Regions from separate parts of the Homo sapiens genome. Here region 2 is linked to region 1. Evidence: read pairs that join two places in POLR2A ChIA-PET (ENCODE). Cell type or tissue: HepG2. All regions are shown on one strand. Links, peaks and the distances in the headings refer to the core of each region. The heading gives the core; the rest is flanking DNA.

What was found. Peaks named below come from ENCODE experiments on the same cell type or tissue, not always from the same donor. Only the 100,000 strongest peaks of a DNase experiment are listed, where the experiment ranks them.
Region 2: POLR2A ChIA-PET joins it to region 1 with 11 read pairs; 2 of 35 experiments call an interaction of 5 or more read pairs at or near these places.

What each region holds. Positions count from the first base shown.
Region 1 is chr17:65,592,289-65,595,199 of GRCh38, reverse strand. No RefSeq gene overlaps it. Among named protein-coding and RNA genes, the nearest start is that of AXIN2, 32 kb to the right of the region's middle. RefSeq lists an enhancer at 746-1,561. In HepG2, for the core only: no CTCF peak of the experiment used is centred there; a DNase peak (open chromatin) is centred at 1,659.
Region 2 is chr17:65,915,337-65,918,247 of GRCh38, reverse strand. The region is part of intron 19 of CEP112 (centrosomal protein 112); the gene reads left to right. Among named protein-coding and RNA genes, the nearest start is that of CEP112, 280 kb to the left of the region's middle. In HepG2, for the core only: no CTCF peak of the experiment used is centred there; a DNase peak (open chromatin) is centred at 1,637.

The DNA.
Region 1 (2,911 bases), core at 296-2,795:
GCCTTTGGAGAAAGTATGAGAAACATTTTGATCTTTTCACATAAACCACTCTACTTTTCAAAACCTGCTGTCTTTTTTTTTTTTTTTTCCCAGAGTGCTAGCTGAGTGTGTGTGTAAATACGAGAGAGGAAATAAAAACCCAACACAGGAGCGTTTTGAAATAAAAACCCAACAGGCTCATTTCAAATTGAATCCCAAGCATACACATTAGGGTCTCCAAGCTGTTTGTCCTTCTTCCCGGCACTGGCAGGAGGGCCTGACTCAAGTTATTCCTATGAACATGAGAATGCTCAGCCATTGCTTCCTGTCTGAACAGACTCAGGGGGCTACCGGCTGCCTCCCTTAAACTCAGAGTCACATGAAGCCCAGACCCCAGAACCCAGGCCAAGGGGACCCGTGCTGGCTCCAACATCCAGCAGGCAGAGGGCAGGCCTGTTTGTCTGACCCCCTCCCAGGCTTTCTCACCAGGGCTTCCAACCCCCAGCCTTCATGACACATTGCAGGAGGAGATGCTGGCTTTGTGGTTGCAAACACTGTCAGGACCTAGCAGATGGAGAAGGGAGCTTTCCAGATGTTGCACACAATAAAAGGAGTTTTTATTTTATTATTTCTTTTTTTAATGAGGAGTAGGGGAGTTGTAACAAGGGCAAAATGTGAGCTTTCAAATCCTCAACTGGCGGTGTTTGTGTGTGCATGTGTGTGTCAGGCTGAGAGGTGCGGGCTGCGCGGTGGAGGGGCAGACGCGGCTCTGTCACATCTAAAACCAAGCTGGGGCAGCTCCTCGTTACTGGAGAAGGCTTCTTGCTCATTCCAGTGCGACTGGCTCTTCCCCCCTGTGTTTTCGTCTTCTCTGTGTAGACAAGCATTCCAAATGGGATTAAATGAAAAGGAGAAATGAAACACACATTGCCAACATTCGTTAGTGCACACACGCTCCGTTTTTTTGTTGTTGTTGTTTTGTTTTGTTTCCTTCTTTTCTCCTCTCTCTCTCTTTCCTTCTCTCTTTAAACAGGGAGAGGCCAGCACCAAGTATAATAATCCTGAAAGAGCTGCTGCCTCTGGGAACCCAGAAAGACTTTTGCGAAAAAAAAAAAAGAGTTGTGGTGTTTTTTCCTCCTGATGGTGAGGATTTAAGTGAAACTGACTTTGCTCTTTGGTGGGAGAAGCGGCATGGAAGTTTCCCCTTTTTCTGGCAGCGTCTTTGGGGGACGGATCTTTTTAATAAGCCATTTCCTGGCGCTTGAATAGTTGGTCCCCCTCCCCCTTTAACAGTGTCATGCACCATGTCAGACATCAAAGCCCTAATTAAACCCATTCTTTAATTGTGTCTTTTTGCTTCATTACTTTCCCTTCCCCTTTGATGAGGGCTGCACCTCTCTGATCGCCCCCAAATTATCGTTTTCTCTTTATTTTCTAGAAGATCTGAAAATTGCTCGCTGGGTCATTATCAGGTACCCCCACTTCCTTTTTTACTTCTTCAAGTTGGGGACACGGGGCCTTCTCGGCCCCCATCCCCCACCCCCCATCCCCCTTCCCCCCAACGGTTAAAGGGATATTCACACCTTTTCCCCTCCCGGGTCTTCTATTCTTATGAAGTTTCCATTGATTATTGTCCTGAAATTCCTTGGTCCAGTCATAGATAAAAGGATAATGACTTCAAAGGGAAGAGTTAAGAGTTTAACCCCAAGCGAAGAGAGTGGACAACTAGGTAATTGAGGGTAATAACCCATCACAGACTTGCTTTCAAAGGATCGCCCAGCTGAACTCTCAGGTGGCTTTAATTTTATTAACATTTGTAGCCGCTGACTTGAGAAGACGGTCTGGAGACATTACAAGCTTCAAAGCTCCAGGTAACACTCCGCCCGGCCGGGAACCTGACATCAATTTGGGCCTGAGCGCCCCCCTCATACGGATGGCAGTGACTGCTGCTAACCCCAAACTTCTCTGCCAAACCAGACCCCAGAAACTCTGGGGAGGCGAGATCAAAAGTCCCACTCAGCCACACCCCTCCACAACGGCAATCAAGAATTCAGATCAAACAAAGACACTTAAAGGCACAAGGTTTGGGGGCGGAGGGGAGGAAAGCCTTCCTTTCTTGGTGTCAGTGGACCTGGGTCTTCATGGGTGCGCCCAGGGCACCCATGAAGGCTTTGCAGGGCAGGCTGGGAATCCCCAGGGACCAGGGAGCCCTGTGGGTGGGAGGAGGGCTTGATCCCTCAGGGGCCTCCCCCGCTTCCCCCACCTCTCTCACTCTCCTTGCATCCTCTGAGACATCCCTGACACCCATCAGAGAGAAGCAGACCTGGTGACCGGGCCAACATCTTTATTTTATGAATGAGAAAATAACATTTCAAAAGCCAAGATGGCTTGCCTGGAGAGCACCCGTGAATTGGTAGTAGCAGAACCCCCACCAAAGGCAGAGCTGACTCCCACAGCTAGAGCTGGATGAGCAGACAGGACCTGGGGAAGAAAGGAAGACTGCATCCAACTAGAACATTGCCCCAGGGAGACCCAACACTTGTATGACACTGGCATCAGCCCTGGCTAGCATCTTTCCAAGGCCTCCTGGCGGCTTCTTGCCCTGCACACCTGTGCGTTGCCCTTCAGTAAATCCCAAAGCCAGAGGGGGCCTCCCCTGGGTCATCATGGCCCCTGGGGTGCCATCCCCTGATTTATTGGGCTGATTGCCCAGCTCAGGTCTCCATTCTAGGGGTTGGAGAGGTTGGAGGGGAGCTCAATAGACTTCCTGGCCACCAAAATTGGGAGGCCTTCCTGGCGCATGGCTTCAGGCTGTCCTTTCGGCTGTTAGAAGTTTAACAAAAAGCCTTTGAAATGGATAGATGCTTGACCAGCTGCCAGGGCAGCTATAGCCTCTCTGCAAACTCGGGGCAGGGCTCTCTGACCACATTCC
Region 2 (2,911 bases), core at 269-2,768, 320 kb before region 1:
CTTAGCTAGGTGGTATAACCTTCAAGCTTAGGCTTCTTTTATTTTAATTTTAATTTTTTTTTTTTTTTGAGACAGAGTCTTGCTCTGTCACTCAGGCTGGAGTGCAGTGGCGCAATCTCGGCTCACTGCAACCTCCACCTCCCAGGTTCAAGCAATTCTCCTGCCTCAGCCTCCCAAGTAGCTGGGACTACAGGCACACGCCACCACGCCTGGCTAATTTTTTCTTGTATTTTAGTAGAGACAGGGTTTCATCGTGTTGCCCAGACTGGTCTTGAACTCCTGAGCTCAGGCAATCCACCTGCCTTGGCCTCTCAAAGTGCTAGGATTACAGGCGTGAGCCACCGCGCCCAGCCAGGTTTCTTTTAAATGAGACTATTTAGTCTACACTGGAAAAGGAGATGGTGGAAAGGAAGAGAGGGAGGAAAGGGGAAGACACTCACTAGTGTATGTTCCCAAGAAGGTGGAGATACTGGGCAGCTCCCCACATCACGTGGGGAGCTGCTGGCCTTGGATGATGGCCAGGTCTGTCTCCTGTGCCTCGTGAGAAAAGAAGGGAAGGCCAGGTGTGTAGAAGTTTGTGGATCTGCAAAAGGCAGATGAAGACATTCTTATTACTGAGGTTTTTCTTTGTCAGATAGGCGGCAAAATCATTTGCTGAGACTGGAGGAATTACATGGACAGGAGAGCAAATAAAAGTGGGAATTGTTTAAAATTATTTGGGTGATAGCAAGACTGATCCAAGTAGAAAGACTTCGTAAACTTTCTCTTCGGTATTGAGGTAATGTGGTAAATGACCATGGATTTGTGGGGCTCCCTAAAATCCCTTCCAAATGGATTACCATATGACTTATTGATTTCTAGATATGTATGATTTATGGTACATCCAGTATGCTGCTCTTACTCTCTTTTATTCTTGCTTACCTTATCATACTCTTTTTGAAAGTCTTTTTTTGCTTGACCTTCCTCTTCCAATTCCTAATACATTTTTGAACCCCAGCTACATATCAGCCCCTGTGGTCCTCAGTGGTGATCAAGACAAATGCAATCCTTGATCTAATGATGCTTCCTTTCAACTTACTTCTTTGAATAAGCACCAAATTCAGGGAATGCAGCTACACCACAAGTCACAGATTGGTCCTGCAGGCAATGGCAAAGTACCAGATTCCCAGCCATTAGGCTGCCAGACTCAGAGCCCCAGGCTGTGAGGCTATAGAGCCTGGGCCCCTGTGTCCAGGTCCAGTGGTCGGAGCCTAGAGTCATAGAAAGGGTGCTGATATTTAGTGAAAGGCAATTGAAGAGCCTTCTCTTCCTCTTTTTTTTTCTTTTGGCCTGGAGCTGTTCTCATCTAGGTTAAAACAAGTGGCACCTTTAGCTAGAGTGAATATTAAAAGAGCAAAGATGGGCTGGGTGCAGTGGCTTATGCCTGTATTTCCAGTAACTCAGGAGGCCCAGGAGGGAGGATTGCTTGGAGCTAGGAGTGAGAGACCAGCCTGGGCAACGTAGTGAGGCCCCCATCTCTATTAAAAAAAAAAAATTAGACTGGCATGGTGGCTTGCACCTGTGTTCCAAGCTATTTTAGAGGCTAAGGTGCGAGGGTTGTTTGAGCCTGGGAGTTCAAGGTTACAGTGAGCTTTGATAGCACCACTGCACTCCATCTAGCCTGGGTGACAGAGCAAGACCCCACCCACCCATTTCAAAAAAAAAAAAAGAAGCTGTTTTCCTGGATAGTGATATGGACTAACTCATTATTCCTTCTTTAAGTACATTAAAAATATAAAGTGGAACTAATGCCTTCTCAATCATTCATTATTTCACACATGTTTATTGAATTACTATGTGCTAAACACTCTTCCAAGTGCTTGGGATATAACAGTGAACAAAATATAGAGTCTTTACCCTTGTGATGGAAGAGAAAAACACTACCACTACCCACCACCACTACTCCTACCACACATACACACACACACACACACACACACACACACACACACACACACTCTTTTTCAAAACATAATTTAAGGTAGGGTGAGGTAATGATAACTGTTGTGAAGAAAAATAGAGCAAGCTAAAGTGTTTGTGAGTGAAAGGGCTACTTTATAAATGGTTATTATTTTATACAAGGTGTTATTGTAGATAAGATTGTTAGTGAAGGACTCTACTGAAATGATATTCAAATTAAGACCTGGATGAAGTGAAGGAGGAAACCATACAAAAACCTGAGGTAAGGAAAGAACATTCCAGGTGGATGGTTGCAACAGCCATGAGATGGGTTAGTTTGTAGCTGGAATGGAGTGAACTTGGAAGAGAGTGGTAGGAGCCAAAGTACAGTACAGGGTAGATTTTGTCACATCCTATGGACCATGGTGGGAGATTGGATTTTATTCTGAGTGTGTTGAGAAGCCACTGGAGCATTTGAGCAAGATCTGGTTTGCTTTTCTCTTTTTTTTTTTTTTTTTTTTTGAGTTTGAGTCTCACTCTGTCACCCAGGCTGGAGTGCAGTGGTGTGATCTCAGCTCACTGCAGCCTCCGCCTCCTGGGTTCAAGCGATTTTCCTGCCTCAGCCTCCCAAGTAACTGAGACTACAGGCACCCACCACCACGCCTGGCTAATTTTTTATTGTATTTTTAGCAGAGACAGGGTTTCACTATGTTGACCAGGCTGGTCTCGAACTCCTGACCTCATGATCCACCCACCTCAGCCTCCCAAAGTGCTGGGATTACAGGCGTGAGCTACTGCACCCGGCCTAGTTTGCATTTTTGAAAGATCTCTCCAGTTGCTGTGTGGAGCTTTGATTACGATGGAGGCAGGAGAGGATGCAGGGGACCTAGTTAGGAGATGATTGCAGTGGGCTGGTTAGAGGTTACCGGGCTGGGACTAGGGTGGGAGTGGTGGGGGAGACAGGGAGTAGTCA